Linked DNA regions of Homo sapiens: region 2 is linked to region 1. Evidence: chromatin contacts called from ENCODE Hi-C or POLR2A ChIA-PET data. All regions are on one chromosome and are shown on one strand. The core of a region is the stretch at or near the end of the contact, and the rest is flanking DNA. Distances in the headings are between cores, read along the strand shown. Region 1 has its middle 34 kb from the start of PTF1A. Region 2 holds the start of PTF1A (pancreas associated transcription factor 1a).

What was found. Hi-C counts contacts between places; a loop is a spot of excess contacts on that map. ChIA-PET counts read pairs that join two places held with the same protein, here RNA polymerase II (POLR2A). Pooled maps may share reads with other maps.
Region 2: a loop to region 1 is called in a map of breast epithelium, with 26 times the contacts of the local background. The contact joins the promoter of PTF1A here to the enhancer-like site in region 1. A Hi-C loop is called at or near these places in 2 of 168 maps with a recorded cell type or tissue (breast epithelium and naive thymus-derived CD4-positive, alpha-beta T cell), 4 of 37 single-sample maps with no recorded cell type and 3 of 50 pooled maps. POLR2A ChIA-PET finds 5 or more read pairs at or near these places in 1 of 52 experiments (WTC11).

The regions. Positions count from the first base shown.
Region 1 is chr10:23,155,969-23,161,193 of GRCh38, reverse strand. No RefSeq gene overlaps it. Among named protein-coding and RNA genes, the nearest start is that of PTF1A, 34 kb to the left of the region's middle. RefSeq lists an enhancer at 3,720-3,909. Within about 2 kb of position 2,638, at least 2 of the 41 ENCODE cell types and tissues checked have a DNase peak (open chromatin) inside an H3K27ac peak, as active enhancers do.
Region 2 is chr10:23,190,588-23,195,653 of GRCh38, reverse strand. It overlaps PTF1A (pancreas associated transcription factor 1a), which reads right to left and starts at 3,342. Exons shown (of 2, transcript NM_178161.3): 1 at 2,340-3,342; 2 at 1,409-1,950. The coding sequence starts at 3,123. The coding sequence ends at 1,748. RefSeq lists an enhancer at 1-453.

The sequences.
Region 1 (5,225 bases), core at 1,389-3,888:
CTTGGCTGTCACCCCCAATCTCCTCATCCCCCCAGCTCCTGACAATCACTAATCTACTTTCCAGCTCTGTAGATTTGCCTCCTCTCGACATTTCATATAATGAGAATCATGCAGTGTGTGGTCCTATGTGACTGGCTTCTTTCACTAGCTTAATGTTTTCTAGGTTCACCCACACTGTGGATGTATCAGTACTTGATTCCTCCTTTTTTGCCAAATAATATTCCAGTCAGCAAGACCTCATTTCCCAGCAGTTAAATGTGGCTACATGACTAAGTTCTCCCCAAAGATGAGGCGTCAAGACAGTGAGTGTGCCTTCCCCATGTCTCTTTTGCCTTCCTGCTGGGTGCAGCCTGGACACAGTATGGCCCAGCCCCAGCCACACAGAGAAAAGGCCCTCAGGGATGGCAGAGCTCCACGATGGAAGATCTCAAGTCCCTGGATGACCACACGGAGCAGAGCTGCTCACTGACACAGAACACACACCCCAGACTATTACTTGAGTGAAAAACGCGTGCTTTTTGGTCTTTAAGCCATTATATTTGGAAGGGGTGTTCTCTTGTTCCAGTAGCTCAGCTTTTTGCCCTACCTAACACATTGAGGGAAGTAACATGTTACTCTAGTCAAGATTTTATTGGTTGTGAATTAATCAGCACACTTTGAGTATAGTCATTAAGCAGGTTGTGACCTGCATAACCATCCTGTCTCCATTCTCTGGTGTGGCTCTTTATGGTCTTACGGTTGTGTGCATAGGCTCTGGCATCAGGCTCCTGGGGTTCAAACCCCAGTCTCAGCTTCTACTACTCGTGTCCCTGGGCAAGTTACTTAATCCTCCTCATCCATCACCTTAGTTTTGCCAATTTAAAAATGTAGACACTTGTAGTGCCTATCCCCTGTTTCACAGCGCATTTCTGCAGATGAAATGAGTGAACACATCTAGTGCTTAGACCGAGACTGGCACCATGTAAATACCTGCTGTCTCTTAGTTCTTATTTATTATTTTACACCTTGTTCATAAAGATATCATTTATCCATAACATTGAATTACTCCTAGTGTGTGCATTGCATCCTGCTTGGTTCTGGGGCTAGGGAGAGTATTAAGACAAAATTCTTTTCTCAAGGAACTGACAGTTTAATAGGAAAGTCAGATTAAAAATAACTATGGAATTGAATTGGAGCTATAATATATTACAAAGTGTGTGCCACATAAGAGGAAAGATGTATTAGCCCCTCAGGTTGTGGGTAGAAAGGTAAGAGTGTCAAGAAAGAGGTTGGATTTTTTTTCTTTTTTTTTTTTTTTTTGAGACAGGGTCTCACTCTGTCACCCAGGCTGTAGTGCAGTGGCACGATCTCGGCTCACTGCAACCTCCACCTCCCAGGTTCAAGCGATTCTCCCACCTCAATCCCAGTTACCTCCCGAGTAACTGGGATTACAGGCACGCACCACCACGCCCAGCTAATTTTTGTATCTTCAGTAGAGACAGGGTTTCACCATGTTGGTCAGGCTGGTCTCGAACTCCTGGCCTCAGCCTGCAAAAGTGCTGGGAATACAGGCTTGAGCCACGGCGCCCAGCCAAGGATGGATATTTTAAGAACGTGGCTGAAATTCAGATACACCATTTTCCCAGCAGATCCTGGCCTTCAGAATGCCAATAATGGCAAATGCCAGTGGGCAAATGCTGTTGATCTGAACAGAGGGTCTCATAGGTCTGAAGCAGCACAGAACCAGGGAGGATGTGTTCGTCTAGAAACTTCCTAGCAGAGCTAACCCCCATCACAGCATAAGAAGAAACAGTCGGGCGCAGTGTCTCACGCCTGTAATCCCAGCACTTTGGGAGGCCGAGGTGGGCGAATCACAAGGTCAGGAGATCGAGACCAGCCTGGCTAACATGGTGAAACCCCGTCTCTACTAAAAATACAAAAAAATTAGCCGGGCGTGTTGGCAGGCGCCTGTGGTCCCAGCTACTCGTGGTCCCAGCTACTCGCAGTCCCAGCTACTCGGGAGGCTGAGGCAGGAGAATGGCGTGAACCCGGGAGGCGGAGCTTGCAGTGAGCCGAGATCGCGCCACTGCACTCCAGCCTGGGCGACAGAGCCAGACTCCGTCTCAAAAAAATAAATAAATAAATAAATAAAAATAAAAAATGAAAGAAGAAACAGTCACTGTCAAGGCTCCTTTGAAAGCAGATGCTTGAAATGTTCGTTGAAAATAGGAGAAAAGTGATCTGTTCAGTTGGGTAAGTTGTTTAGAATCCTAATTGGTTCTCGAATTCTCTCCCATCCCCTGGCAGGTCACTGTACTTGACCGGATTTTTTTCTCACTGTGTGTCCGCCGTTTCACTTTTTTTCCTAAGCCAAGATCTCTTTAATTATTCTATTCCCTATTAAGTGGGCAATTTTCACACTGTTAAAATACCTCGCCACAGCAGTATTATTTGTTTGTTCATAGTCTGTGGGCTAAGAAAATACGGAATGTGCATTTCTGGTGCTAGGATTACTTCTAATTTTTTAAGTGTCTCGGGTGGTGGGAGGGGAGGGAAGGGTGTTCAATGGGTTTGATTAAGCAGCTTCCCAAAGAGGAAAAGCAAAGCAGCAGTGAATGAAGGGTTCTAAAGCAGTCATTTGGCTCCCTCTGGTGGGCTCTTGCAGAACTCATCCCCCCCTCATAAACAATCCTGTCGCGCATCAACTCACTTATTTGGAAAATAGAAAAATGCAACGAAACAGTCTGTTAACACAAATCCTTGGCTAAATTCCAAGGATGAAGGAATTGACTGAGGACTTTAGGTCAATTTAGGCAGAGCTAAAGCAAAATTCAAGAGATACAATTGATTCAGTTCCACTCTATGCAAAATAGATATGGCATTTTAGCAATATTTGTATATTAATTTTGGTAGCTACCATTTTTCTTCCATAGTGCCTTAGTCTACAACACAAAGTCCATTCAATACATGTCAGGATCTTGCCTTCCCCCACCACCCCCCACAATTGCTCAAAAGACTTGTAAAGGTGAAGGTCGCCCTCTAATGGTTTGGATGAGTCACACATGTGAAATTTTTTGTCTTAGTTTAGACACCTCAAACAGAATCTACCGTTTAGAATTCGAGAACCCTCCTCCCACCGCTAATATTAGTTGCACATTTCTAGTTGGTTGATAAGGGATATTTAATAATTTTAAAACCACATTAAGTTAATGCATACTTTGCATTCCAACTCTGTGTGTGTGTGCGCGCGCGTGTGTGTGAAATTTCTAAACTACAGCTGGTCGGTGGGGTATGGATCACTGAGGTTTACCTGCCCTTGCTGTGGGAGGCGACAGGGGCTTTGCAGCTCAGCCCTGTCCTGACACAAGAATGCTGTGCCTCTCAGGTGTCTAGGGAGCCCACCCCCTGGACAACAGAAGCAAGTGTAGCAAGATCCCCCAAAGCTCCTGGGTGCTTATTTCCACCTGCGGGACCCTCTTCAGCCCCCAGGACTCTGCCCTCCCCGGTTGACCAGAGGACATTTCCTGCCTGCCTTTTTACGACGCTGCATAATTAATTACACGGGACCATCCGGTGCCTGGAGCTCACCGCTCATTATGATGACAGAGTCATGGGCCGTCAGGCAGGGGCATTTGTTTTTGGACGCACTTGGCTGCCCATAGTCCTTGACTCTAGTGTGCTTAGTGTGGCGGTGCAGTGAGGGCGTTCAGAGGCTGAGTTCTGCTGATTGCAGCAAGATGGACCATTCGCATCAGCTCAAGGTCATCTCGTGGGTGACCTCGCAAACCCAACCACCTGAGAGTTGGTCGCTCACGTTTAATGTAGTTCTTCCATTTTTAAAAATGTTTTGAAAGTACCTATCATGCACAAGGCCTTGTGCTGGACACTGCAGGAAGTTAAGATCAGTAAAAAGTCCCTAGTGGTAAGGAGTTTCCTTTCTAGTCTGGTAGAGAAGACAGGTTGTGCATTAAAGGCAAAATCCTTTGATCCACACAAAAGAAGTGCGCAGACCTGCACAGCACTGCTGTTTTGCTGTATTGAATTGTTCACAGGCCTGTGATTCCTAAATGAAAGATATTTTAATAGCTAGTTGGTTTCTTTCCCTTTCTTTCTCTCCCCTCATCCCTCCCTGCTTCCTTTCTATTTTTCTTCCTCCCTCTTTTCCTCCTTTCCTCTCTTTTTGTTTTTTCTCTTCCTTCCATCCTCCCTCCCTTCCTCTCTTCCTTCCTGTCTTCCTTATTTCCTTCCTTCCTGTCTTCCTTATTTCCTTCCTTCCTGTCTTCCTTAATTCCTTCCTTCCTGCCTCCCGCTCCTTCTCCCTTTCTTCCCTCCCTCTCTTTCCTTCTCCTTTCCTTTCTTTCCTTCTCCCTTCCTTTCTTTCCTTCTCCTTTCCTTTCTTTCCTCCCTTCTCCTTCCCTCCTTTTCCTTCTTCTTTCCTTCCTTCCATCCTCTCTCTCTTTCTTTTCAACAGGCACAGTGCCTGGCACGCTGTAAGCTTGTATTGACCAGAACAAATACATAGGAGGAAAATGGGGTTGGCTCTGGAGAAGGGCCGGCTCACACGTGCAGTGTGGGTGGAGGAAGTGGTGAAGGTGGGCGTCATCATCAGCACCGCACAGCCGAGTGATTGGGAATGCTCCTAATTAGGTCACAAAGGCCCCTCCAGATTTCTCTCGTTCCTACCCTCTGCGACTTTCCTGTTCCATGCAGTCTAGCCCAGCAGATGGATCGTTCTCATCTTGGTTTTTTTTTTTACATTGATTCCAGTTTGGTGCCGTTATGAATATGACGCTGCTATGACCTTTCTTGTTGTGTCTTGGTGCACATAGAGACAAATATTTGTGAGATATTTATCCAGAAGTAGGATGCATAGGTCCTAGGATCTGGGTACATTCAGCTTTGGTGGCTGGTACTTGTTCTGGTGGTCTATTGCTACCTAACAAATCACCCCAACATTCTGTGGTTTAAAACCACCACCATTTTATTACATCTATTCTGTGGGCTACAAATTCAGGCAGGCTCAGCTGAGCAGTTCCTCTCTCCCCTTGGCTCAGACTAAGATCATTTAAGTATTTGGCTATCAAGTGATCTGGAGGGTACCAGATGGCTTCACCCACACACCTGGTGCCTCAGCGGGGACAGCTGTGAGGCTGGGCTCAGCTGGAACTGCCGAGATCGTCCTCCATGAAGCCTCTCCAGCGTGGCCATCTCAGGATGGTGGGGCACCTTACAGCATAGCTGGCTCC
Region 2 (5,066 bases), core at 2,093-4,592, 34 kb before region 1:
AGGACAAAATCGAATTATTTTCTCTCGTTCTGAAATTCTGTCTCCAGTGTGAAATCTTCTTTTAGGAGGAGTGGAGGGAGAGGGCGCGAAGGCTTAAAAGGGGTGAGAGGGTCCACGGCCAAGGGGCTCCCGGGAGCCTTGCGACCCAGAATCTCCGCGTGTCTGGCCAGGCCGCGCTGCGGGGTCGGGCTCGCGGCCTCGCTTTAATTGCTCTTGGACGAGGTCCATGGCACCCGCGGCGCGCGGGGAACCCCTCGGTGGGTCTGAAACTAGGTTAAAGCAATTAGCATGCTGCCAACATATTGTCCTGCGGCAGGGCCGTGAGTATTAGAGGCTATCCGCAATTGTACCTTCGCCCACCAGGCCGCTGCGGCCCACGGAACCACACCCCGCCTGGGCCAGGCCTGCGCCGCACGGGGCTACGGTGCCACGTCAATGAGCGCGTCTCCAGTCCGCGCTCGCGCCAACGCCATCTGCGCGCGCGCCAGGCCTCAGGGCCCAGTGCCGGCGCCCCGGCTCTGGCGGGCAGGGGAGGACGCCCCGAGAGCCCGGGAGGCGCTCTTGGCCACAAAGGAGACAAACCCAAGCCTGGACTCCCAGGCTTTCTGGCTAAGCGACCTCGGCCGCGCCCTCGCTCTTCTCCCCTTCGCTAGGGGGCTACCCTACGCCCCCCGCCTCAGGCTCGCCTTCTCCCCAGGTTGCTGGCCGAGGAGGGCCAAGTTCTGATGAAGGCAAAACGAACTCAGTTTTGGAAGTAAGCCTGTTGCGAAGGTGGCAGGGGTAGCGGGCGGCTTCTTCCTACCTTACCTAAAAGACCCTGGATTTTGTTGAGTGGCCTCCGAGTGGTCTCTAGGCTTTGGCACCGTAGCCTGTCCCATCTCCTTTGTGAGGAGTAAGCCTGAGTTCCAGGTACCTGATGCTGTTGCTGCCGAAGAGGTTGGTCACAGGGCAGCTCAAGAGTAGCCCCTTTCCCAGCCAGTGGAAGCAGAAAGGCCCATTCGCTTAGCCCACTAGCTCCCTGCTCCCACAGTGCACCGCGCGCTCACTTTTATACACCAGGAATAGACAACGTAGGGGTGACCTTGGGTAAGTCAAATGTCATCTCTGAGCCTTAACTTTACCATCTGCAAAATGGGAACAATAAATACTCCAGGATGTATTTGCATAGGGTGTTTGGAAGGTGGCCCAAAATACAGACAAAAGTTGCTGTGTAGGGCAGGCGACCTAGATGAAGTGCTGTCATAGAAAGTTGAGGTCTAATCCTCTAACCTACCCACCTTTAGGCTAAGTCTGAAATGTAGTTTCTTACTAAAAAGCTACACTTTGAGTCTCTGGTTTGGTTAATTTTTACTAAGTTAATTCTTTTTAAAGAGTATCTATCAAATCATGTACTCAAAAACCTTCAGGAAAAGGTGTAAATAGCATTTATTGACAACGCTTAGAAATAAACCATATCTGGCAATAAATAAGCAGGACGTTTTCTGGCCAGAGTTCTCCCAACAACACAGAGTTCAGGAAAATCATAGGCTATTGCATATTTTCAGAAAATCAGGATAAGTTATATAAATTATATATTTAAAAAGAAATCATCTATTTCATCAACTCAACAGGATAATAAATAGATAAATAATAAACAGTTGATTGCCATTCGAAAAATTTGATTCTTAAATTACATTTACATTATAGATATTTACATGTACAATATGCACAGAGACATAATCAGATCTTCAGCCGAGTCTGGGACTTCTCAGGACACAAACTCAAATGGTGGTTCGTTTTCTATGTTGTTGAAGGAAGATTTGCTGTTGAGTTTTCTGGGGTCCTCTGGGGTCCAGACTTTGGCTGTTCGGATAATATTTTGTTCCTTGAGTTGTTTTTCATCAGTCCATGAGAGAGAGTGTCCTGCTAGGGGAGGGAGGCCATAATCAGGGTCGCTGGGGGAGGGGGACCCTGGACAGGTGAGAAGAGAAAACAGACTGTGAATATCCAACCACATTCCCATTGGTCCCATCAGGTCCTTTAGGACCCTTTCCTGGGTGCTCTCCGGTTATACTAGAACCACCCTCTTCCTCCACACTTCAAGTCCCCACCGTCCCCTCCCAGGAATCCGAGGAGCTGCAAGTCTGGCGGGGACGCGCGCCCTTGAGAGCCGCGGTCAACGTGGCAGAAAAATAAAAAAAAAAAAAAAAACGAGAAACGCGAGCTCGCATTCAAGTTTTTCCGTGCCCACCGACAATCCGTCGGTCCGACTGTCTGCTTGGCAGTCAGCTCCCCCAGCCCCTCCGGAGCCTTCGAGTGCCCGACCCCTTCTCCCTGAGCTGGGAAGCGGAAGCACTTACGGGTGCCCCGATGGCAGATGATGACCTTCTGGGCCTGGCTGCCCGGGCTGTCCCCGCCCAGGCGCCCGCCGCCGCCCGGCCCCCCGCAGCCGCCCGCGCCACCGCCGCGCAAGGGCAGGTCGGCCTGCACGAGCTCGCTGAGGAAGTTGATGTAGCCGATGGCCAGGCGCAGCGTGTCCACCTTGGAGAGGCGCTTCTCGTAGGGCAGCGTGGGGATGTGCGAGCGCAGCCCCTCGAAGGCGTCGTTGATGGACTGCATGCGCCGCCGCTCGCGCACGTTGGCCGCCTGCCGCAGCTGCTGCAGCTCCGCCTCGGAGCGCACCCGCCGCCGGCGCCGCGCCGCCGCAGCCGCCGCTCCGCTCAGGCCGCGCAGCCGCGCCCCGGGAGACAGTACTGCCGCCCCGGCGCACGGGTAGGCCAGGCACGAGGGCGGCGAGCCGGGCGAGTAGGGGAAGCCGCCTGGGGGCGCCCCCGTCTCGCAGCAGTAGCCGCCGCCGCCGCCGTCGTCTGGCTCACCGAGGCCCCCCGAGGACGGCGGGGCGAGCGCTAGCGGGGCGGCCGGGGGCGCGGGCTGCAGCAGCAGGCACGCCCCGTCGCGGTAGCAGTACTCGTGGAGCTGGTGGCTAAGGAACTCCACCTCGGCCTGCTCGTCCGCCAGCAGCTCATCGCCGTCCTCCAGGGGGTCCCGTGAAGACTGGTCGGTGAAGAAGTCGTCCTCGTCGAAGTACGAAGAAGGAAAGGCGTCTAGGCCCCCGGGGAAGTGCTCCAGCAACACCGCGTCCATGCTCGCCGCCGCAGTGGGCAGCGGGACTGCCGGGCTGCGCGTGTTAGTTCTTGGTGAGTTTCTAAGGCCCGTCCGAGCCCCTCCCTCCCGGGGCCCTGGCTGGGGGCAGCTAGGCGGCCGCCGGGCTGCCCGCCCCCGGGCCTCCCTGGAGTGCCCGCGGCCGCTGCGCTCTGGCCCGCGCTCGCGCTGCGCTGGGGAGGGCTGTGGCGGACTTCCTGGAGCTGAGGGCCGGCACGCGAGGATTCTTATAACAACATCCATAGGCGCGTGCCAGGGACCCATCGCGCCAGCCAATCAGAGCGCGGTGTGCCGGCGGCGAGGGGGCCCGGAGGCGCGGCGGTGGGCGGGGGTGGGGGGCGTTTTGCTCCCTTTGGGAGCTCCTGGGGCGAGGAAAAGGCGGGGTCGCGCGGCCCGGGGCTCCTCGCACCGCTCTCTTCCCTCTCCTCTGCCTCTGCATACTGGATTCTGTACCTGCCCCGCGTGCGGCTCCAGGGGCACCTGCGTCCCGCGGTGCCCGCTGCGTACCCGCGCGCGCTGAGCAGCGCCGGCTCCTTCCGCCCTGGGACTGGGGCAGCCGCGCGCCGCGTCTACACGCGGCCAGAGAAGTTCCTAGGGGTGCGCGCCGGTGGCCCAGACGGCGAGAGCGGAGCCCGCGCGGCGATCGTCCTCCTCCGCGGCAGCCTGGGCAATCTAAGGGTGCTGCCCTCAGGGACCAGGTGGGTGCATTCCGCCACCCCCTTATCCGAGGTGCGCGGGGCTCCGGCCTGGGTTCTGCTGGGGGCTTCTGTCCCATCTCTGGACTTTTCAAGGGCTTTTGCACAGTTTGCAGAGTATATGCGGGTGTCATTGGAAGGTGATCCGGGCCCACTCCCACTGCGTTCCAGACGCAACACGGGGGCTGGGAGCGCACCTATGGGACTCCGCTCTGGAGCCTGGCTGTGGTGCCTGGTGCGGGTCCCCAGCGACATCGGCTCAGTGGCTGCCTCCCCTGCCCTCCCCGGCCCGGAGAAAGGAATGGGGAGACGGGAGGGGCAGCCCCCAGAGCAGCTCAGCGGGGCGCGTTTCTTCTGAGAGCAAATCTAGACCCTAGGGATTCTGAGCAATAAACTGGATACAAAAGGAGTCCATTGAATCGTCTGCTCCGGCGCAGTCCGGAGGGAAGGCATTGAAGTTAAAGGGCAGAATGTGAATCGTTTTCAAAGCCCGAGTCTCTCACCTTTCCGACTGGCCACAGGGACCATCCCTGAATGACTTGTTTTTTTCTTTCTCGACCTTTCTTTTCTGAAAAAAAAAAAAAACACAAAACGTATGCAGCTCTGCCCCAAGACAGACTTTATCACAGACTGCGATGCAACGTGAATTCCTCTTTTTAAGAGCAACAAAGAAACACTTTCAAGGTCTGGGCAATTCCGGTTAAAAGCCAGGCTGCAGCTTCCACCCCGGGAGAGTTCAGAAGCGCAGCCATCGTGCGTATTCTCTCTACAGAGGACTGAAAGGAGTCGTCCTCCTGGGCCGCTTCCTTTTTCAGGCACTTGTCTCACTAGAGGCTTCTGTTGGGTATTCAGACGCCTCTCAAATTCCAAGTCATGCCTCTTCAGATTAGTGATTTAAATACGCTTCTTGGTTTTAGACATTGCACTGTAATTAACTGAATTGAGAACAAAGAGTTAAACCAAAAGATATATAAGGTTAGAAGGCCAGAGATTGCCTTACCTTGAACTGCCAACAACCCCAAACAATTTTAACCCAAGGACTGACTGGTTTTCAGTAGTTTTTTCCTGTGTTAGTTTCTCAGCCTTCACAGTGAAGGAGTCGTTCACTATTTGCATATCCTTAAAGGCAAATATGGACAGTTTCCCGGTGATAGAGCCTGAGCTGTGATTCTCTGCAATTAGATTTCTCTTTCTGACCTCAAAGGAAGGGAAGGGGTGTGTGTGTGTGTG